Regions from separate parts of the Homo sapiens genome. Here all the other regions are linked to region 2. A link is an interaction called in ENCODE POLR2A ChIA-PET data of the cell type or tissue named here. Cell type or tissue: GM12878. All regions are shown on one strand. Links, peaks and the distances in the headings refer to the core of each region. The heading gives the core; the rest is flanking DNA. Region 1 overlaps PLXNC1 (plexin C1). Region 2 overlaps LOC643339 (a long non-coding RNA gene). Region 3 overlaps LINC02413 (long intergenic non-protein coding RNA 2413). Region 4 overlaps LOC643339 (a long non-coding RNA gene).

What was found. Peaks named below come from ENCODE experiments on the same cell type or tissue, not always from the same donor. Only the 100,000 strongest peaks of a DNase experiment are listed, where the experiment ranks them.
Region 1: POLR2A ChIA-PET joins it to region 2 with 7 read pairs; 1 of 35 experiments calls an interaction of 5 or more read pairs at or near these places.
Region 3: POLR2A ChIA-PET joins it to region 2 with 5 read pairs; 2 of 35 experiments call an interaction of 5 or more read pairs at or near these places.
Region 4: POLR2A ChIA-PET joins it to region 2 with 5 read pairs; 2 of 35 experiments call an interaction of 5 or more read pairs at or near these places.

The regions. Positions count from the first base shown.
Region 1 is chr12:94,268,880-94,274,516 of GRCh38, forward strand. All of the region lies in intron 21 of PLXNC1 (plexin C1), which reads left to right. It also overlaps a transcript of CEP83 not described here. Among named protein-coding and RNA genes, the nearest start is that of PLXNC1-AS1, 95 kb to the left of the region's middle. In GM12878, for the core only: no CTCF peak of the experiment used is centred there; a DNase peak (open chromatin) is centred at 2,704; H3K27ac peaks cover 1,039 bases.
Region 2 is chr12:93,243,045-93,248,681 of GRCh38, forward strand. All of the region lies in intron 2 of LOC643339 (a long non-coding RNA gene), which reads right to left. Among named protein-coding and RNA genes, the nearest start is that of LINC02412, 71 kb to the left of the region's middle. RefSeq lists an enhancer at 658-917. In GM12878, for the core only: no CTCF peak of the experiment used is centred there; DNase peaks (open chromatin) are centred at 547, 1,277, 1,797, 2,707 and 1 weaker place; H3K4me3 peaks cover 1,818 bases; H3K27ac peaks cover 3,901 bases.
Region 3 is chr12:93,005,681-93,011,317 of GRCh38, forward strand. LINC02413 (long intergenic non-protein coding RNA 2413) reads left to right here. Exons shown (of 4, transcript XR_945212.3): 3 at 414-549. The region is part of intron 3 of LOC643339 (a long non-coding RNA gene); the gene reads right to left. Among named protein-coding and RNA genes, the nearest start is that of LINC02413, 18 kb to the left of the region's middle. RefSeq lists an enhancer at 2,287-2,596. In GM12878, for the core only: no CTCF peak of the experiment used is centred there; a DNase peak (open chromatin) is centred at 2,560; H3K4me3 peaks cover 408 bases; H3K27ac peaks cover 2,477 bases.
Region 4 is chr12:93,104,368-93,110,004 of GRCh38, forward strand. All of the region lies in intron 3 of LOC643339 (a long non-coding RNA gene), which reads right to left. It overlaps LOC105369908 (a long non-coding RNA gene), which reads left to right. Exons shown (of 4, transcript NR_188219.1): 4 at 2,941-4,247. Among named protein-coding and RNA genes, the nearest start is that of LINC02412, 67 kb to the right of the region's middle. In GM12878, for the core only: no CTCF peak of the experiment used is centred there; no DNase peak of the experiment used is centred there.

The sequences.
Region 1 (5,637 bases), core at 203-5,202, 1.0 Mb after region 2:
CAACTGCATCCGGCCGATAATAAGACCTATTGCTCTGCTGGGTTTTTTTCCCCTTTGCAAAATTTTGAACATGTTTGATTTTGTTGATGGAGTATCTCAGACTCACTCAGCTTACGTTTTGTCAAGAGTGGAACTTTGGAGGAGTTAGTGAAAGTTTGAGGATTTCACATGGGAGAAGGGACATTTGCTTCACTTTCAGGAAGAGATGAGAAAAACCAATAACTCGTAGCAAGCGTGCTGAATTAGCAAGAGAAGGTTGACTTGTAATCAAAGTTAAGTGTGAAATGGTTTTTTGAACTCTTAGAAAACGAGCTTGCCAATCTGCTGTATCTGAGAGAGAGCATCTTGGCACCCTGGAAAACTGTTCCGACAAAAATATTATTGCCTTCATTCTCCTATCTATAAGAAAGTTTTCAAGATTATTAGAAATTCTTGAAAAAGCACAAGTACATGCCTGCAGAAATATTAATGCCTCCAATTTGATTTATTGAAGGTTTATGCCAGCCTACCCCAGTCTGTCTCTTTCTCTAGCAGTTACCATTTTGGGACAATTACGTTTAATAAAATATCTCATATACAACAGAGCCCTAGGTGTCTCCACCAGGAGTTTCTTACTAGTATACTTCCTTTAACAGTGCTCTGCCTACCAGTGCTGGCTGCTTCTGTTCCATTTAGTTTGTCCTTGCAGAAGATCCATTAGCCCCGTAATTAAACAACCCACTGTCCCGATTAAGTCATTCTCTGTTACTTCAATTACATTCCATTGTTCATTAAATCCTGATGTTTGCACTTCAGCAATCTTGTTTTTAATACTCCTACCATTTGTGGAGAAACAGTGAAGTTAATTAACAATTCTTGAGCTTTTTATTTTTCTCTCTACCATAGTGCAAATCATTTCCATTATGACTTGCAATAGTACTGAAACCATTACTAACTTCATAGTTAGTGTTCTGAGCTTCCTGATCAAAGAGTGAAACCACTTTTTACAATCATTTTAGGTAAGTCATTCCCTCGTTGATGGCAAGTCATGGAAAATGAAAAATTAACATGTAATGGGTGCTTTAAATGACTTTCCTCTTCATACACTTTCTTCTCATGCCTGTAATCTTGGAATTAGAAAATAATTTAGTTATCTAAATATAAAAGTATTTACTTTTTTTCTTTATAGCTCAAATGTGACTCTATTATGTTATTGTTAGGATCATTATTTATATTTGTACCCCTCAGAGAATGGTAAATTTTATCACAAGTCATGGCGGAGATAGAAAGCATTTTCCAGATTTGTCTTGTTGCTATTGTCAAAGTTAGCATTCCATTTGAAGGTACTGTTATCTAGAGCAGGGACCAGCAAACAACAGCCTGTGGGCCAAATGTGGCCCCTCTGCCTATTTTTATAAAGTTCTATTGGAACACCTGTTCATTTCCTTATTGTCTATAGCTGCTTTCCTGCTACAGTGCAGAGTGGAGTAGTTGTCACAGAGATCATATGAGTTTTAAGTCTTAAATACTTTCTGGCCCTTTGCAGAAAGTTTGTTGGCCTTTAATCTAGAGCTTGACATAGTAGAGAATAGGAACCAGAATCCTCCCTCCCACAAACCCACAAACAGGTTGGCCTCTTTCCTCCCCTTCTGGGACACAGCAATGGAAATGCCTTGCCACTATTTACAAGTCTGAAACTCATGGGGCTCTTTGCCAACACACAACACCCACCCCCACCCCCAACCCTGCACCCGCAAATACTGTGAATACTAAAATCAGTTATCTTGGGCTAAATCAGACAGCTCTTCATACTTGATTCTAGGATGGACAAAACGTTAGCAAATGCTAGCAAGTATAGAAAAATTGGTGAGAGAAACCTAAATTTGAGAAAATTATCTCCATTACTTTTTTTTTTTTTTAAATGGAAAAAGGCTCTCGTTACCCTGTCCTCCACCCCTTACTCTTCTGTTAGAGTAGCAGATCCCTTGATCCAGGAAGCTGTGATTTATGGATCTTTGTGGGGAAAGGAAAAGGGGAGCAGAGTGAAGAGGGGAGGCTGGATGGGCAAGCGCAGCTCAAAGGGGAACGTCAGGCAGAATGTCCCAGGGCTGCTGACTCTGGCTTGGAAAGAAGCTTAGATCAGAAGTTTCCCTCAGACTTGCACTTCTAACTGGCCTCATGCTGCTTCTACGGAACTTCTGAAACTGAATTTTCTTTCTTGTTTCTTCTCTCTTTAATTCAGGTTGGTATAAGAACTAGGCTTTTCTCTTGACTTTCATTCGGCCCTGAAATAAAATTAGAAATATATTTTATAGGTTTTATTTAATGAAAGCAATTATTGCTCCAAGGCCTTTTATGATAAAGTTGCCAGTTTGTAATAAATTATCTTACAGTTACTTTCTAGGCATTATAAGGTATCACAGAAAGGAGGCAGCAACGTTCCTGCTTTTATTAGCCAAGAATATGGTTGAGGAGACAGTGAGGTAGCCAGATCATCTTCCCATGTGGGAAAAGACCTGTTCCCCTGCCCTTGATTCATCCTGCCAGCCCCCTGCAGCCTTATCCTCTCTGCCTCCTCAATACCCAAAACCACCAAATCATGTGACGGGACGATGGGTAAAACCGGTAGTGAAAGGGGAATGCAGTTACATGTTCCCAGGCCGTGTGCAGAAGAGGTGGGGTTTGGAGTCTGATAGTCTTGGGTTTGAATCTGGGCTCAGCCACTTTACTCTGGGCAAGTCTCTCAACCTCTCAAAACCTGTTTCCTCTTCTGTAAACAGGCAATGACCAAAACCTGCCCTCGCATATTTGTGGTGAGGTCAGAAAATAATACATGTACCACGTCTAGCCATCTTTCCTGGTGTGAAGTAGGTGCTCATTCTTTTTTGATTCAGTTTTCCTTGTCTGAGGTGTGCTTTTCTCTTGTCTCCTGTAAGCTTCACTAAGCAGAAAGTGTCCCGTCAGTATTCTTTTTGGTTGGTTATTTATTGATGATGTGGGATGTGGGGGAGTTGATTAGCTGATTCCATCATCATGAAAAGCATTTCTTGGGTGCCTGTGTGCTTATGTTCTTGTTAAAAATGTTACATATGACCGCTGTGATGGGGTGTTTACAACCTGTGGCAGACAGTATCCCATTGGGCAGATGTGAACAGGAGACGACCGTGATAACCTGTGAGAGGCTGATGGCTGACATGCTACAAAGGGGCCAGGCCTTTCCAGCCTGGCCCTCTTCCCGGGCCTTCTGGACCATACATTTTCCAATAGTCTTTTCTTTCTCATAACCCTCCTTGGTAATAGGCATCATTCCCAAATCAATCAGGATGCAGTTCAGTTGTACAGAACAGAGACCCAAGATGTCTGTGGCTTCAGCAACAGAGAAGCTGAGTTCTCTCCCTGGTGGCATTCTGGGTGGGCAGTGCAGGGCTGGTAGAGCAGCTGCTCCTCTCTTGTCCTCATATTCTAAGTGTCTGCTCACCCCAGCCTCATTCCCCATCCCAGCCAGCAGGATGTAAGCAGGGCTGTAGAAAGGAGGGCAGATGGTCACCAGCCATCTTTTAAGGAAGTGCCACATAACATATCCACTTAATGTCATCGGCCAGGACTTAGTCATAACCAGAACATGTCCTGACTCTGAGCTGCGAAGCCAAGAGGCCAGCTCTGGGTCACCATCTCCCAGTGCCTCCTGGCCCTGCCATCCTAGTCACAAGATGGCTGCCACCGCTCCAAGCACTACTCTCCCTTTTGTTCGGATCGAAGACTTCCCACTGGGCATGGTGGCTCACACCTGTAATCCCAGCACTTTGGAGGCCAAGGTGGGAGGATCATTTGAGCCCACTGAATCTGGAGCATACTGGCCACACCTGGCAGCAGCAGAGGCTGGGAAATGTCACCTTTATTCTGGGTGAACAGAAGCTCTGTAAAAATGTCCTTGGGTGGCACCGGAGGCACAGGGTGCTCCAGATTCAGTGGGTTCTGTGGGGTTCAATATCAAGCTGGGGTGAGGAGGTCAAGCCTCCTCTACCAGATCGCCTATGTCCAGCCTGTCTCCTGGGAGGGCATTCATTGAGGCCTTCAAGCAGAGGGGAACTGCCCTTGGGAGGCTCATCACCTTGGCTGGCCTCTTCGCTTCGCAGCCCAGAGTCAGGACACGTCCTAGTTATGACTCCCACCGGCTCCATGATTTTGGACATGCTTCTAAATCTCTCTGGTCTCGGTTTCCTCATCCATTAAATGAGGCTAATAATGGCACCTACTTCATAGAGCAGTTGTGAGGATTGAATGAACCTATAATTGCATTCCCAGTACGTGATAAGCACTCAATAAATGCTGGTCCTTATTATTACAAATCTAGAACCATATTCTTTTCTTTACCATATTTTTTTCCTATGAATAGTACAGGGACTCTCTTTCAGGTGGCAGGAGGTGGTTTTGGGAGGCAGGCCTGGGCTACAAGTCCTCCACCCATACTTCCACCCAAAGAAGGTGGGATTTTTTTCTGTAGACTTCCTGACCTGATAGCCTGAGTGAGTGATTGAAGCTTCCTGCTCACCAGTCTAATTAGAGACTGGAAGCCAAGTGTCTCCATGGTCTAGGGGCCTCCCTCATGAACTACAGCTCTTTGCGACCCAATTCAAATGCTGCCTCCTCCATGCAGCCTTCCTTGATTTCTCTGTTTGAAAACCCCCTGCCGACCTAAAAGAGGTACCTCTCTAAATCCCTAAAATGCTCCGTCTGTACCTCCCACATTCTACCTGGCATTAGAATGTGTTGTATATGCCCCACAGTTCTTCTACTAGTCTGCTAGTACTTCCCAAGCAGGATGAGTACAGGTTCTGATTTGTATCACCTACAGTGCCCTGCACACAATAGGTGCAAAGTAAATGGTCATCAATAGACGAATCTACCTCAGCATCCACAAAATGAGCTCTGGCAGTTTGGCACATGCAGCTATAAGTAAGAGAAAATTGAACTAAGGATGCCTGAAATAGTAAGAGCATGACTTGCCTCTTAGAGCAGAAAGTCTGGAGGGAAGGAGCTCCAAGCCGGTCCCTACATTCCGTGGTGTCAGAGCTCTGCGTCACCATCTCCCAGTACCTCCTGGCCCTGCCATCCTAGTCACAAGATGGCTGCCACCGCTCCAAGCGCTACTCCCCCTTTTGTTTGGATAGAAGACTTCCAACAGGGTGTGGTGGCTCACACCTGTAATCCCAGCACTTTGGGAAGCCAAGGTGGGAGGATCACTTGAGCTCAGGAGTTCAAGACTAGCCTGGGCAACACAGCAAGACCCTGTCTCTAAAAAAAAAAAAAAAAAAAAAAAAAAAAAAAATTTAGCCAAGCATGGCAGTGTGCACCTGTAGTCTCTGCTATGTGGGAGGCTGAGGTGGGAGGATTGCCTGAGCCTGGGAGGTCGAGGCTGCAGTAAGCCATGATCACTGCACTTCAGCCTGGGCAACAGAGTGAGACCCTGTCTATTAAAAAAGAAAGAAAGAAAACCCTTGGTTTTATGTGTTGGCCAGAGCTGGGTTACATGACCAGTCCCTGGTGAAAGAGAAGGGAGTTGCTGCTGATCATGCCTCCCAACCCAGGCTGGACCCACTGCTGTGCAGACCTGGCCTTTGTTAGCAGAGGAGGGATGGCTGCTGGTTGGACGACAAA
Region 2 (5,637 bases), core at 382-5,381:
AAAGGAAGGCCCTGCTGGCATGGACCCCTCAGTTTACAAAGAGGTGGCATCTGACATACTCTGCCCCACTAACAGCTAAAATCCTCATGCTGTTATCTTTCTTGACTGTACCCTTCTGCTAAGATCTCCACTTAAAGGACATTGTTTTGGTCAGCACTCTGACTTGCTTGTTTTGGGTAAAGGAGAGGAAATTGACATTTACTAGACACTTTCTATGCGTCTGATGTCACATAAGACACTTTACATGCTTTATTCCATGTAATTCTAACAAGTGCAAAAAAATCATAATAGCAAATGTTTATCTAGTGTTTCCCATGTACCATGCACTGTTGTAAATGCTTTACATAGTCTCACTCTCTCAAGGCTCAAGGCAACTCTACGTGGTAGATGCTGCTATTACCCCCACTCTATAAATGAGCAAATAGAAGGATAAAGAGGTGAAAATAATTTGTGTAAGGTCACATAGACAGTAGCAGAGCCAGATCGGAACACAGTCACAGTCCATGCATCTAACCACACTACCATTGTCTGCCATTATCTGTCCTGTCAGATGAGAAAACCAAAGCTCAAAGAAGCAGCTCTCTCAAAGGCACACCGGAAGTGGAAGAACTGGTACCAGAACCCATGTCTGTCTACTCCCAAGTCCGTGTTTCTCCTCTAGACCACAGGCTCTCAGAGCATAGTTCCCAGACCAGCAACATCTGTAACAACTGGGAAACTTGTTAGAAATGCAAATTCTTGGCCCCACTCCAGATCTACTAAATCTGAAAGTCTGGCATGGGGCCCAGTCATCTCTATTTTAACAGGACTCCAGGTGATTCCCATGCAGACTAAAGTTTGGGAGGCACTCCTCTACACCATGCTGCCTTCTGTAGAGCACTGAATTTTGATTTTACCGGCAAGGACTAGAGATAGTGCTGTCTAGTGGTTAGAAGCTCTGGGAAGCTAAGAAACAACTTGGTCATGACCCAGCATATTTCACTGTCCTTGACAGTAGACAGGCCAGGGGTTGCTTTTTCCCCCCTTAGCAAATTCATGGAGCAGAAAAAGAACAGCTGCACTGTGGTCAAGAGGAAGACTGGATTCTGTCCTTGGCCATCCTTTACCCTGCTGATCACTTTTCAGATCCAGAGATTCTCAGTGCCTTTCTGTTCAATGTTCTGCTGCTTTTGCCTGCCAGCTTTGTCAGCTCCTACCTGTGACCCTTCTTGTCTTTCAACCCCTCCCACTTCAGGAGGAAGCACTTCTGTGGCAATATGTTCAGCTGATGAGCTGCCCTCCTGGTTCAGATATTGTGCAATGCAAAACATTTCTTAACAATTCCGGAAGCAAACTTTTTTTTTCTCCTTTATTGCTGTCAGGATCAGTTCAGTAGCTACACTAAAGCTTTCACCACTCACTGCTTCACTGAAAAGTTTAAGACCAGAGCGTTCTGCTGAATCAAGCTGTTGTTGAGAGGTTCAGTGTACGTATATAAAACAGAACAATAATTGATTTTTATAGAGGCTGAAAGAAAGTTAAGGAATCTTGGATGGCTCAGGGTGGGAGCTTGAAAGGCTTTTGACTCAGGATGAAGGATCACATGGTCCTCAATTTGTGCTTAATAGCTACAACATGGGGAAAGAGAGAGAGAGAGACACGGTATATAGGGGAAGAAGCTAAGTTAGCGCCAAGCTGAGTATTTTGCAGTCAGGGATCAAAAGGATACTACTTTTAAAAACCATATTTCTTCTTTAACAAACATTAATTCAAGCTCATTGAGTTTCTGTAGGTCATACGTTTCAATCCAGGATCAGCAACACAGAGTGTGTTATTTCACTTTCAATGCTGAGGGTGGGGACCTCCCCCTGCGAGAACATGCTGTATGTTGATTAAAGTTGCAAGGAGAGCTATGAAGGATCTGCCCAAATCTCCTTAATCTCTTTTTCTTCCTTCTTGATAGGTTTCTAGGGATCTGTTGGTTGAATTGTTCTGTGCTTGATATGGAATCTTGGTTTTTATTGGCCCACAGTAAAACTAATTACTACTGGAAAGGGCACCAAATTAAGATTAGCAAGCCTGACTTGATTTATCAAAATGGAATGTATGTATGTAATGGGTGAGTGTGTAGATGTTAGAATCAGGCAGAACACTCCTCAGTTTATGACCTCTCCAAAACCTGGTAGCGGCCGGGCGTGGTGCTCACGCCTGTAATCCCAGCACTTTGGGAGGCTAAGGTGGGCAGGTCATTTGAGGTCAGGAGTTCAAGGCCAGCCTGGCCAACATGGCGAAAACCCATCTCTACTAAAAATACAAAAATTAGCTGGGTGTGGTGGCACATGCCTGCAGTTCCATCTACTCAGGAGGCTGAGGCAGGAGAATCACTTGAACCCGGGAGGCAGAGGTTGCAGTGAGCCGAGATCGTGCCACTGCACTCCTGCCTGGGCAACAGAGCAAGACTCTGTCTCAAAAACAAAACAAACAAACGAAAAAAACCTGGTGGATTATCTTAAGGATTAAGTGGGAAAATACAGGTAATTCCCAACCTGCACAGCTGGGGCATTCAATACTGTTAACTGTTATCAGTGAATTCGCACTCATCGGAGTCTAGTTGGTGCCCGCCCCTGTGCTGGCGAGGCCCTGCAGGATCACAGAGGGACTCTCTGTTGGGGGCAGGCCTAGTTGCAGCTGCACTATTGTCAGCACACCTGCCCCCAACCTAGCCCTGTGACTTTCGAGAAGCTCTGTAAACCCCTAATCCTCCATACCTTCTCATCTGAAAAAACCCACATCCTCCTGGGGCTTACAGAGAGCAAGTGAATGAAATTGTCTGAAAATTTCAAATTGCTCTTCCAGGCTAATAAGAGAGTATCATAATTTGTTATATAAATAGAATATACACTTTTAAATTTCTCAATCTGATTTTAGTTGAACTTTTAGTGCTGTGGCATAATAGAAAGAATTCCTTAAATTGGGATTAGAAAACCTGAATGTAGGTCCTGGTTCTGAGATACTGCCATTTATTAGCTGTGCAACTCTGGGCTAGTCACCTAACCACCCCGGACCTCAGTTTTCTTATCTAAAAACCTGGCTAAGATTATCTACCCCTTAGGCGGATTTTTTTTCTTTTCTCTCCACACTCTGCCTACCCCACAGGTTTTTGTTTGTTTGTTTGTTTTTTGAGACAGAGTCTTACTCTGTCACTCATGCTGGAGTCCAATTGCGCAGTTTCAGTTCACTGCAACTTCTGCCTTCCAGATTCAAGCGATTCTCATGCCTCAGCCTCCTGAGTAACTGGGATTATAGGCACGCACCACCATGCCCAGCTAATTTTTGTATTTTTAGTAGAGATGAGGTTTCACCATGTTGGCCAGGCTGGTCTCGAACTCCTGGCCTCAAGTGATCCACCCACCTCGGCCTTCCAAAGTGCTGGGATTACAGGCATGGGCCTCCGTGCCCAGCCCCCTATAGGTTTTTATATCAAAAACATCACTCCAGCCTGGTCGAGAGAGTGAGATCCTGTAAAAAATAAACAAACAAACAAACAACAACAACAACAAAAAACACCTCACAACTCTACAGGCAGGAATTACTCTTCCTGGCTTGCAAATGGGCTCAGGGACTTAATTATCCAGAAGTCACACAGTGAATAACCTGAGATTTCAAACCAATACCTGAGCCCACACATGTAATCACTATTATTATCACTGTTCTTTTATTGTGCGTGCCATTTTTGGAAGAACAATGAAGTCTATTTGGGTTGACGATCCCAAATCCTCCATCTTAAATCTTCTTATTAAACTGTGTGAAAAAGTTACCATGTAATCTAAATTATGATCTGTTTTCCTACCTTCACTCCTCCAAAATAATTGCAATTATAAAACACTTGATGTAAATTAATCTCTGTTCCTCAAACTTGAGAGTTACATTAAAAAGTCTCAATTATAAATGACAGATAGATGCTGTTCCTAGAGCGAAATCTATCTTGGTTTGTTCTAGGATTTTAAAAAATATTTGATGTAGGCCAGGCACGGTGGCTCACACCTGTAATCCCAACACTTTGGGATGCCAAGGTGGGTGGATCACCTGAGGTCAGGAGTTCAAGACCAGCCTGACCAACATGAGAAACCCTGTCTCTACTAAAAATACAAAAATTAGCCGGGCATGGTGGTGCATGCCTGTAATCCCAGCAACTCGGGAGGCTGAGGCAGGAGAATCACTTGGACCCGGGAGGCAGAGGTTGCGGTGAGCCAACATCGCGCCATTGCACTCCAGCCTGGTCAACAAGAGCGAAACTACGTCTCAAAAAAAAAAAAAGAAAGAAAAAGATGTAAAATATGCCACAGAGAGAGAGAGAGAGACAGAGAGAGAGAGTCTTTAAAGCTTCCCTCACCCCATTCCTGACAAAAGCAACAGAAAAAAATTTTCCCAGGACCCAAGCTCGAGATATTCCTGATACCAGCCACCTCCACAAGCAAGGCTGCTGTCAGTGGAACTGAGAAGCTGCCAAGAAGCTAGGCCATTTCTACTCCACATTTGGTCTGAGGCCAGAGTGTTGTCTTTCAGTTTTTAGACAAATCTCCCAGGGTGATGTAGACCCAGCAATAACCATATGTGACCATCACAGCCTGCAGGAAAGAGAAGAAAGGTAAAGACGGCTTTCATAAATGGCCCTGATCTTATCTGCAAAAGCTGGACAGCTCTTTTTCCAATACAGAAGCAGAAACAGTCGAGATTAAGCTTTGCTTAGGGAGGTAGGGAGTTCTAGTTCAATGGTCCAAATCATGCTAATCAACTTCTGCAAAGGACAGTGTCCTGGAGCTGTGGGCCTTGAACAGCAAGCTCGGGTCCACAGGTTTGGCCACAGTATGACTATGCCTGTGTTATTTAAAGTTTGTCCCAAGGAGTGTTATGATGTGCTTGGTATGGGCTTCACCCCCAGCAGGCACAAGCATGTGCATGCCTCATTGGCACTGTGTCCGTATGGAGCATTGTGAAGGGACTATGTGGAAGGAACAGGAAAAAAGAGACTACTTAACATCCTTTGCTTTGCTCTGCCACGTTTTATATTTACAAGCTTCTGTGTAGAAGGATACTGATGTATGTTCTTGGCTTCCATAAGACAGTGGGGGTGACAGGAGTAAAAAGGAAGACGCCTAAAGACACTGAAGTTTCCTGGTCTATTTGGTCAACAACTATTTAATAGGGGCCCACCATGAATCAGATAAGGTACACATGCTGCAGATACAAATGACCAAGAGCAAGCCTGACTGCTGCCCTTATGGAACTTGGTATCTAGTAGGGGAGTCAGCCAACAATCGAATAGTCACATAAATGTATGGAAAATGGAAGCTGTGGCAAGTGCTAAGAAGACATGGTCATGGTGCCGTGAGCACCATTAATGGAATCTGACCCAGTCCAAGAGGTCAGCAAGGGCTTCCCTGAGAAAGTGATGCTTCAACTGAGACCTTCAAGATGAGTAGGTGCTAAGTAGTGAAAGGAATGAGGATGGGAGGCAAAATCCTGGCCAAGTGAATAGCACATGCAAAGGCCCTGTTTTGGGAGAGAAACAGCTTGGTGGAAGGTAGGAGATCTGACCTAAGTGTTACCAGGAAGGCCCCCCAACCCCTAAACACCTCTGCCTCCTAAAATTCCACC
Region 3 (5,637 bases), core at 387-5,386, 240 kb before region 2:
CTAAAGAAAAATAAAAGCAACAGTCCATGGAAGAGGTAGACCTTAAGGATGAGTGGGATTTGATGGGAAAAGGGTGGAAGCTAGAGTGAAGACAGAAATCAACATCTCATTACTGACAGCTATTTATCAAGCACCTCCATGTGTTTGGCCATTAAATTAAAGTTTTGAGGATAGAGATGGAAAAGCTGCTTGCTGTCTTTCTCCCAAATACTCTGTGTTTGGGAAAGGCTTAAACAGATAGCAAAATACACAGTGACACAAAGAGGCACACAATACACCGAGCAAGAGTTTCAGGCATTCTGAAAATGCAGGGGACATATCCCAGTAAGAATGGTAAGCCCTGGGACAGAGGGTGAGCGGTTTACATGGATCAAAGGGCTCGCTCATGATAACAACAGCCTTCTCTAAGCCAGGCACTGAATACTGTGGATACAAAGAGCCCAGAGTCATCAAGAGGAACCAGGAACTCTAACATGATGTGTGGAGCAGGCTATGCAAAGAGGGGTACCTCTCCCAGTCAGAGGCATCAGAGAAGGCTTCCTGGTGGAGGTGAGTAGGAATCACGTGCAATCGTGCAGGCGAGGCGGGGAGAGGACACTTCTGAGCAAAGAAACTGGTTAGAAAATGTACTGGTGTGTAGGGAGAAAGAGGGCCTCCAGGTCACTCAGGGTTGCTATGAGAGCACGAAGTTTAAGGCCAGGAGCAGTGAGATGACATGGAAGAGAGAGGTGGTGACTGGCTGCCTTAGGGAGCCTGGGCTTGATATTGAGCCAGGAAAATGTTTTAAGCATCCTTTAGGTTAGGGAGCTGTATGAATTAGATTCAGGTTGAGCCAAGGTTTTAGCAAGCTTCAAATGCCAAACTGAGCAAATCTTCCCTCACTGTGAGTTTGCTGTGATCACTGTTCTTATGGTTCAGAGAATAACTGTGCTGTAGATATTAGGCTCAATTCAAAGTGGAGCTGCTGAAAAATTTATTAGTGCTGGAGTGCATAGGATGCTGTTCATGCATGACTAGCATTTCAAAGGGCTGTAGATTAAAAGTGAGAGGTCTCTGAAGTCCAATTTCAAAACCCAGAGCCTCTCCGCCACTTATCTCCTACTTCGCACCAATCCTGGAATGAGTCTATAGACCACTGTAACTTCTCCTTCTCAACTTCCACATCTTTTCTTCTCTTTCTATTAGCAACCTTTATATTCCCTTTGGGTGTTTTCTTTTTCTTTCTTTTACCACTTATGATGCCCACATGGTCATACTATGGGAAATGCAGAGCTGAATCCCATTAGAGTCCATTGAGAGCCTGCTGTGCTCCAGGCATTGTTTGGGGCATTTTAAAACATTATCTCATTTAATTATCCTAGCAACAGTAAAAGGCGGGTGTCATTTTACATGAAGAATTCGTGGCACAGACAGGATAAATTACTTGCCCAAATTCACACAACTAGTAATGGACAGAGGTTTTTCACATAAGCTTTTTGGATGTGAATTGGAACACACTCGTCTCTGTGAATTCCCAAAGCTCTTGGGATAACAATACAAAACTTTGTCATGACCTACAAGGGTTTGGATGGCGATTTCTCCGCTCTCTCACCCTACAACCAAACCCAGACAATTGGCATCCAGGGCCCAAGGTCCTGGCCACTCTGGCATACTGTCTCTGGGTTTCGAAACAGTTCATTTAGGATCCTTTATATACAACGAGTTACAAATCATATTCTGTGAGTTTCTGATCTAAGTTAACAGTTCTTTCTTACCAAGGAGACGATGAACACACACACAGACAAGAAAGAGCTGCAGGGAAGTAACAATAACCTCCAACAGGTTCTTAGTTGGAACGGACCCATCACAACAGACAAACAGGAGAAAAACAGAAGTTTATTAATATGGATATTTTATACACGCATGGGGGACATCCAGAGAATGAGTTTTCAAAGAGGTGGCTTTAAGTTCCAGTTTATATATAGCATCTTCAACAAAGAACAATAGATTTTTAGACAAGTGGCAAGACAACAAGAAAGGACTTTTTGAGTTTCTGTGAGCAGGCTGGCAACTCAAGGAAAAGCAAACAAACAGCAGATAAACGCTAGTTAGGAAAGCCTGCCAATGCAAATTCCTCTGGTTCCGACTCTAGGCTGATGAGGGTCTAAAGCTGTCTTCAGTGGTTAAACTTTTCTTGAGGGAAAAGGCGGGGGTTGGTGGCCAGGATATTTTTTGCCTTTGTAAATCTATGTCCTCCTTTTGGACAAATTGAGGCAGAGACCTCTCCTGTACCTGTTTCTTCTTGAGCATCTTCAGCTCAACAATCCTTCATATTTTGGGGAAGATATTCTGGTCTCCCACAGAGCCTTTCAAAGAAGGTTCAGCTCTGGTCTGGGTTCCTCGTCTCTCACTATTATCTGAGTTTGTGTCTCCCACCCTCCTCTGAGTCCATACTGGTCTGTGGAAGAAGGCTGCTTCCCTGAATAAAGGCCCTAATGTTCTATTTGCACAAAGCTCAGTCTTTCTCTATGCTGAACTTGGCTTTATTACTAAGTGGCTGTGAGATTTTCATGTTGTCAACTCTCCTATCTCAGTTTCAGTTTCCTCATCTGTGCAAAATCAGTCATCCCCAAAGTGTTGCCCAGATCAAAAATTTTAGAATTCTATGAAGAGCTTTACCCACTAGTAGAAGAGAGAATTAATACATTCATCAACGAGGACCCCATTTGCACTATTGTCCAGTATAATTATTTAAACTTTCTATCTTTGTGGCATTTATGATTACTTATTGTAAATGAAACTGGTGTGAAGGACACACATTTTTAATGCCTTTAATTGTCATCCAAAGGCGCTTTCCAGCTGAAAAATTCCATGATTCTAAATGTGTATCATCAATTTCATGTCAGGCAGGATCAGAGGCTTGGTCAATATTATTTTTTCCACAGTGAAATTGTGTAAGGCAGGAGATCCTACTTAAGCTAACATATGTGTATCCTTCACAATGGAAGAATAAATAAAAGTATAAGTTGTGGATTTGCTAATAGTTTCTTCCTGCTAAAAATATTAACCTCTTCTATTCCTTAACAATAACTTAACACATGTAGTTTTAGCTTAAAATTTTGGGGAACTTTTGGTGTCTTGAAGTATTTTCTGCAAATTTATTTCTCATCTCCAAATTCTATGTCCCTTTTCTGAATGTTCTTGATGCTACATTTTCATGTATTCATCAACTTGAGATGTTTGGCTCCTTTTTTTTGTTTGTTTGTTTTTGAGACAAGGTCTCACTCTGTCACCCAGGCTGGAATGCAGTGGCATGATCATAGCTCACCACAGCCTCGACTTCCCTACCTTAGGTGATCCTCCCACCTCAGCCTCCTAAGTAGCTGGAACTACAGGCACGGGCCACAATGCCCAGCTAATTTTTGTATTTTTTGTACAGGCGGTGTTTTGGCATGTTGCCCAGGCTGGTCTTGAACTCCTGGGCTCAAGTGATCCTCCTGCCTCGGCCTCCCAAAGAGCTGGGATTACAGGCGTGAGCGACCACACGTGACCTTTTCTACTGTTCTCTGAGCTCCCCAACATTTTCATATTTGCCAAATCACTGTTATGTACAGAGAAATCTCCATCAACTATTTCATTATTTGAAAGAAGCGACGCCAATAAAGAATTTACTCTCTGTTTACTTGGACATAAAGAGCTACTCCAAATTAAGACCTGACATTTTCTCATCTCCTTCTTTGCAATAAAAATAAAATTGAAATTAAACTGGGATAAGTGCAACACATTGTATCTAAGCAGCCATTGTCAAACTGTTTCTAAATATCAACAGTAAAAGCTCTAATCTGAGTCAATTTTGGAATGCACATATATTCCAAAGGGAAATGAATTTTCAAAATGGTATAGGACTCAACATCGCATATTTTAGTCTTCAGGCCAAGCAGGAAAATACTAACAAGCTACTTCTTCCAATTTTGCTATTAATGCAAATTGATGTAAAACTACCTGCTATGGGCGAAACACTCAGCCTCTGCAAATGGTCTCATTCTGAAACTGTCAGTGTCAGAGAAATGGTGTTTCCCTTCCGCAGCTCATTGAAATGGAGATGGCATGGAATGGAGTAAAGGGATGGGGATCTGCTTTCTAATCAGGCAAAATTAGATTCATTTGAATTGGTGCATGGACTGAAATGAAGGGAAAATCCAACCAGTGCCTATTTTTACCTCCTTAGACAGCCTTTGAGCAGCTAGGCATAGTAAAACCATACATGCTAAAATTTCCCACATTGATACAGAATTCATGAGGAAATTATTTTCACACTTTAATGGAATGGGTCTATTGCTTACATTATACAATGTAAGGGAAAAAATTACTAAACTCAGAAGCACATTTCCATATTTCTCATCAACTTAGTTTCTTTGATACAAACATAAGAAGCTACCCCAACTATTACAGAGCACATTTTGCAAATTTCACTAATGCATCGTACTCATGTGACATCAAAAGCAAAAATATCAAAGCAAACACACAGACAACAAATGAAAGCAAACCTTTATAGTGTATCATTCAGTGAAAAATACATGTTCTAAAGAGTTGTGATATATGATACTACGGAACTATAATATATTCCAGTTTCTACAATTTCAGTTCTTTTCAGATTTGGTGTTTATAAAATAACCTAGTAAAGAAGTGGTAGGAGAAAGTGAAATTTTACACAGTGGATTATGTGAAACACAAACTAATGAAACCAGCCAAAGTTTCTGAGTTCTTTTTTTTTCCCAGCCTTCCCCCAGCCAAATGAGTTTTTAATTCATATAGGATTTTTAAAAATCATTTATTTAATTCTCCTATATTTTAGAATAATAGCGTTCCTAGGTTAGTAGTTTTCAGACTTTAAGTTTTCAGGACAGCAAAATTTCCCAAGGCAGTAGAAAGAGCTAACATAGAGTTGCCAAACTGTTAATTTTGCCAATAACAACAATAACAAAAAGCTACCATTGCCATCATTTCAGACAGGAAAGGATATTTCCACACCAAAAATGTAGGAAGTTCATAATGTCAGAATACAAAAGAGCTCTTCCCAAGAAATACAATTTGTTAACCGTAGATAATTTTAAAGGATATACTTATAGTTTTATATACATTTAGAAACATTTATAACATTAAAATTTATTTTATACTACAACAAATATTATGTTCCCTTGGTACAATTTTTTTTTAATTTGATAGCACTATATGTATTTCATACTCTGGTATTTGATAGCACCCATGATGAAGGGCTCTAAGGTGTCATTTGTTTTGGTGTTATATTTTTATCAGTGCCATCATGAAAAATTCTGTTTTACAGATATGAGCAAAAATAAAAACAATAGTCTTAATAGTGTTTTGTTTTTTGTTTTTGAGATGGAGTTTCACTCTTGTTGCCCAGTCTGGAGTGATGGTACGATTTGGACTCACTGCAAACTCTGCCTCCTGGGTTCAAGCGATTCTCCTGCCTCAGCCTCCAGAGTAGGTGGATTACAGGTGCCCGCCACCATGCCCAGCTAATTTTTTGTATTTTTAGTAGAGGCGGGGTTCCGCTATGTTGGTCAGGCTGGTGTCAACCTCTTTAGCTTGGGTGACTCATCCACCTCGGCCTCCCAAATATGCTGGGATTACAAG
Region 4 (5,637 bases), core at 228-5,227, 140 kb before region 2:
TGCTGGAACCGAGGTTGGGTTTTCTTCCCTTCAAGACCAGTTGCTCTTTAATCTTTTTGGATCCCAATCACTTTCATCATCTGATGAAAGATATGGGTCCTTGTCTCAGAAAAATGTGTATATGCACATTCAGACCAATGACTGCATTTAATTTCAAGAGACTTCTAGATCCCCTAAACCTGACTTCAGATTCACTAGGGACCCATGGGCCACAGGGCAAGAAATCTTGTTTAAACTATTAGTTCATCTCAGATAGCTATGGTATCATAGCCATCTCTGAAGCTCAGCATTTAGTATGGGGCCTGAAACGTAGCAGGCATTGCATACATCTTGGTAGAATGATTGAGTGAATGAATGAATGAATGAATGAATGAATAAGTAGATGAATGAAATAAATACAACTTGAAGTTTATGTCCTACTCAGCACATTGGGAGCATCCTCTTCTTCTTATGAAATACTGTATTAATGTAAGCTGAGTAGTATGTCAGGAAGGAATGCCTTTACCCAGATGATGTTTAATATATCCATCAACATAATTGATGGGCACACTGTCACCTTCTACATCCGGAGCTAGAAGGCCATTATACCACCAGTTACATGCAAATGAGAACTTGGAATGACATAGCCTAGAAGAACAGCTCTACTTTCCTAGTAGATATAGAAATGAAAAGCAACTATGTTTTCTACCTGAAATATATGTGTAATGATTATTTTGAACTGTAAGCTACTTTTTCCTACTATATAACTTGAAGGCAAGGTTATGTGACATAGCTTTGTACCTGCCCCCCTTGCTCACTGCCAATCTAAGTGTGTTACAGATAGAGAGATTTTAATTAAACTTATCTCATGGACTGTAACGTGGGTAGAGAAGACCTGCTTTTTGGTTTGTCGGGTGATGGGGGAAAATAAAAGGGAATTATAGCAGAATATAATGATCTCAAACTTTAAGTATTGAAGTCATTGTTTCAAACTGATTACATCTAAAAGTAAGAGTCAATTCTGTGAGCTATTTTTTTTATTTCTTAATTCTTGATCATAAAACTCCCATATAGTCCAGGCATAGTGGCTCAAACCTGTAATCTCAGCACTTTGGGAGGCTGAGGCAGGAGGATTGCTTTAGGCCAGGAGTTTGTGACCAACCTGGGTAACATAGCAAGACCTTATCTTTACTAAAAAAAAAAAAAAAAAAATTAGTCAGGAGCGGTGGCATGCACCTGTAGTCCTAGCTACTTGGGAGGCTGAGGCTGGAGGATTTCTTGAGCCTGGGAGATCAAGGGTGCAGTAAGCTGTGATCATGCCACTGCACTCCAGCCTGGGCAACAGAGTGAGACCCTGTCTCAAAAACAAAAAATAAAACCAAAAAGCCTCCTATATAAAAAGCTGTGCTTCAACCTAAATCTTCAATAATTAGAATTGCAAGGTATGGCAAACAATTGCAGTTTTCACGTAGACAGTCTTCCCCTCCTTGTGGATCCCATGCCCTGGTAGCGCAAGAAGAACGAGGGCCCAATTCACTCACAGTGCAAAACTTATGGGGTTCCATTTGTCTCAGTACTTCCTTATGGGTACCAGTGGCATAAAATATTGTATGGTGCTTCCACCCAAGGAGCATGAACATTCTCTCATTAACATATTTAAAGCCCAGTAACAGAAAATCCATACTTGGCATGTGACATAGCTAACCCTAAAAACCTAATTTTTGCTAGCTCTTGAGTCACTTAGCTTACCTAAGCATAACATTTATTTTATCTTTTTTTTTCTTTTTTGATACAGGGTCTTGCTCTGTCACCCAGGCTGGAGTGCAGTGGCGCAATCTAGGCTCACCAGAGCCTCGACCTCCCAGGCTCGAGCTATCCTCCCACCTCAGCCCCTGAGGAGCTAGGACCACAGGTGTGCGCCACCACACCCAGCTTATTTTTGTTTTGTTTTGTTTTGTTTTGTTTTGTTTTGTAGAGATGAGGTTTCACCATGCTGCCCAAGCTGGTCTCCAACTTCTGGGCTCAAGCGGTCTGCCCTCCTTGGCCTCCCAAAGTGCTGGGATTACAGGTATGAGCCACCACGCCCAGTCACATTTATTATTATTATTTTTTAATGTGATTTAGCATATTGCTGCTGTATTCAGCATGTGCCTGGGGTGAAGGACAGTGAAAAAATAATTTTCTAGCTCGGCACAGTGGCTCATGCCTGTAATCCCAGCACTTTGGGAGGCCGAGGCAGGCAGATCACCTGAGGTCAGGAGTTCGAGACTAGCCTGGCCAACATGGCAAAACCCCATCTCTACTAAAAATACAAAAATTAGCTGAGCATGGTGGCACATGCCTGTAATCCTAGCTACTCAGGAGGCTGAGGGAGGAGAATCACTTGAACCCGGGAGGAAGAGGCTGCGGTAAGCCAAAATCACATCACTGTACTCCAGCCCAGGCAACAGAGCAAGCTCCATCTCAAAAAAAAAAAAAAAAAGAATTTCCTGAATACCTTTATGAGGCAAGGACTTTCCAAAGATTATCTTATTGTATTAGTCTGTTCTCATGCTGCTAATAAAGACATACCTGAGACTGAGTAATTTATAAAGGAAAGAGGGTTACTTGACTGAGTTCCACGTGGCTGGGGAGGCCTCAGGACAGTTACAATGACAGTGGAAGGGGAAGCAAGCACATCCTTCTTCACATGGCAGCAGCAAGGAAAAGTGCCAAGCAAAAGGAAAGGGAGAAAAGCCCCTTAAAAAACCACAGGATCTTGTGAGAGCTCACTCACTATCATGAGAACAGCATGAGGGTAAATCCCCCATGATTCAATTACCTCCCACCGGGTCCCTCCCACAATAGGTGAAGATTATGGGAACTACAATTCAAGATGAGATTTGTGGGGACAAAGCCAAACCATATCACTCATCCTAAGGATTTTCTTTTTTCTTTTTTTTTTTTTGACCCATTTTACAGACCAAGAAATTGAGCTACAGTGAGGTCACACAGCCGAGAATCACACAGTGAAGAGTTGGGATTTGAGCCTGGAATACTCTGACCTCAGAGTCTGGATGCTAGTCTCTTGCTGCCTCCCCTGTGTTATGAGGTCATGTCTAAATCACCTCCGTTACTGAAAATGCTTGTGAAAGACCTATTCTGCTGGATAGAGCAGTCACCTTAGTCAAATATGATCCAAATGTTGCCATTAGGTCCTACCCAACCCCATCAAAGATCAGAACCTGGAGGTGTGGTAACTCCCTCCAGTCCAGAAAAAAAAAAAAAAAAACAAACCCAGTAGGTCAGAGTAAGGAGCTGCTCTGAGCCATCAGTGGGAGGGTTAAGTTAAAGAATAGAAAGATGTAACCTGACCCAAAACTTAGCTCTCATTTTCAACAGGCAAGAGCTCCTTGCAGGGTGACCTTGACTCAGACCCACAATTTCATCTTTTTTTTTTGTTTTCTTTTTGGAATGGCAATAACAATGTCTGCCCAGCATCCACCACTTTAAGTTGGTGTTTACAATAGAACTGACACAGCCCTTTAAGCAGGCTCTTGCGTGCAGAGTTAACTCTCCCCTTGCACACAGAGCAGATCGTCAGGCTCCCTCCAGCCCCAGGACCTTTCTCTAACCATAAAAAGGCAATTGTACCTCTAAACCCCAAATCCTTACCTATCCCTGCTGCACCCAGCTGTGCAAGGTGAGTCCTAGGAGGTCACATCCCACATGATTCCACGTTTTCTCATCAGTATCCTTTGCTAGTTCCAGATATTGCAACATCACTACTGTTCAAGATTAGAACTTAAGAACTTGAAAAGGTCAAGAAAGATGTGGTGCCTTGTCTCCACATCAAGTAAACAGTCCGTGGCATTGGCCTCTGACAAATGACAACAGACTCACGGGGCAGCAGTTGAGGAGCTGTGCTTACATGATACTTACCATCCTGAGAAGCATGGATGTATGGGGATACCCATACCCTGGTAACCCAACCCCATGGGCTCAGACAGTGTTGAACACTAGAGAATCTTCATCATTTGCTCAGCTGTCACCACTTCCACAGATGCAAGAAATGGCCGATGGTTCTAGAGGATGACCCCAGCCTCTCAAATAGAAAAGGGAGTGTGTTAGATGTCATCCAGCCAGTCGTATAGAAAGGTGGACTTTAAGAAACTGTGGTTAATGTTGGAAGGAAACATAAGGCAGCTTTTAAAGCTATTTTCATAGTCTTCAAAGAGAAATAAATGACCAGCGCCGACGGCTGCAGACAGCAGGACAGGCAGCCTGACGGAGCTCTGTATTCACTTTATTCTAATCTGTTGGGGGCAGGGGAATTCATGGGTCCACACTCTATGAATCCATGGGTCCACAGACTAATTACATCATACATTGTCTGATTAATCCTCCCGATAATTGATCCTGCTCTGGCATGAGATAGCTGTGTGACCTTGAACCAATCATTAACCTTTGGGCCTGTCCTCTTCTAATGCCAGGGTAAGAATTATCAACATATATGTTGAAATCCCCAAGGATTATGCCAAGGAATGGAACAGAGAGGAAGACAGTGAGACATGTTGAGGGGGTAGAGGACTTGGATAGAGAAGAGTGAGGCAGAGAAGCAGCGTAAATAAGTGGGAGAATATCTAGGGAGAAAAGGAAAGACAAATTCAATAAGCAGTTTCAAAGCATGAGCCTCAAAATAAATGTCTTTCTTCCTTGCAATATTACTGTTTTGTACTGGCTTAAGAAGCTAGACTATCTCCTGTCTGCAGAAAACAGACAGGATAACAGGAAACAGTTTTGGATTCCACAGTGATTATAGCTACTTAAGTTTGACTTACCAAATACTGTCTCAAACAGATGGTATGTAACATTTGATTAAGGGCTTATCCTGCAAGCCCGACAGGGAACATTTCTTTCCCTCTTAATATAGAAAAAATGTAGAGAAGAAGGGAAATAAACTGACGATCTTGCCCATGTTCCATGTATACCAACGTTTATGCCTTTTCTAAAATGAATCTGTGCTTATTATGCAACTCAAGACCAAACTGCATACTGGTGACACCATAGAATTTCAGTAAAAAAGGATATTGAAGATCATCCTATATAAGCCCCTTATTTTATAGGTAAGGAAACAGAGACACAGAAAGATAAGTTTGTTTGCCCATGGTCACACTGTGGCACATCTGGGACCAGGTCTCCTGATTCCAGGTCTGGCATTCACACCAGTCTTTATATGTGCATAATGTTCAATATAGGGAAAACATACAAATCTGTCAGCACCATTACTACTAAATTAGTGCCAATCTGTGATGAGCAATTATCAGAACTTGAAGCTGATGGGTAATGCCATTCTAGTCCAGTTAATGAGCCAAAAGCTTGGTTCTTCAAAACACTTAACATTAATCAGCATTTGGCTTCAGTTTGTGACAAGTGTTTTCAAAACATCACAGACAATTACAATATTCCTAGCTTTGCCTAGTGTAAATACATGATGAAAGAAAGTCAGAATTTCATAAATGACAGTCTCCAGAATGGAAATAATGAGTCCCTTAGAGAAGGTACAATGTGTTCATCTTTCTTGCTAGCCAAAAGTAATTTGGGAACTAACGAGGTCACTGAGAAATTACAAAGTGTGAACTTCTGCTGGGTGAGGATGAAAAGGCCTCTTTTCACAGT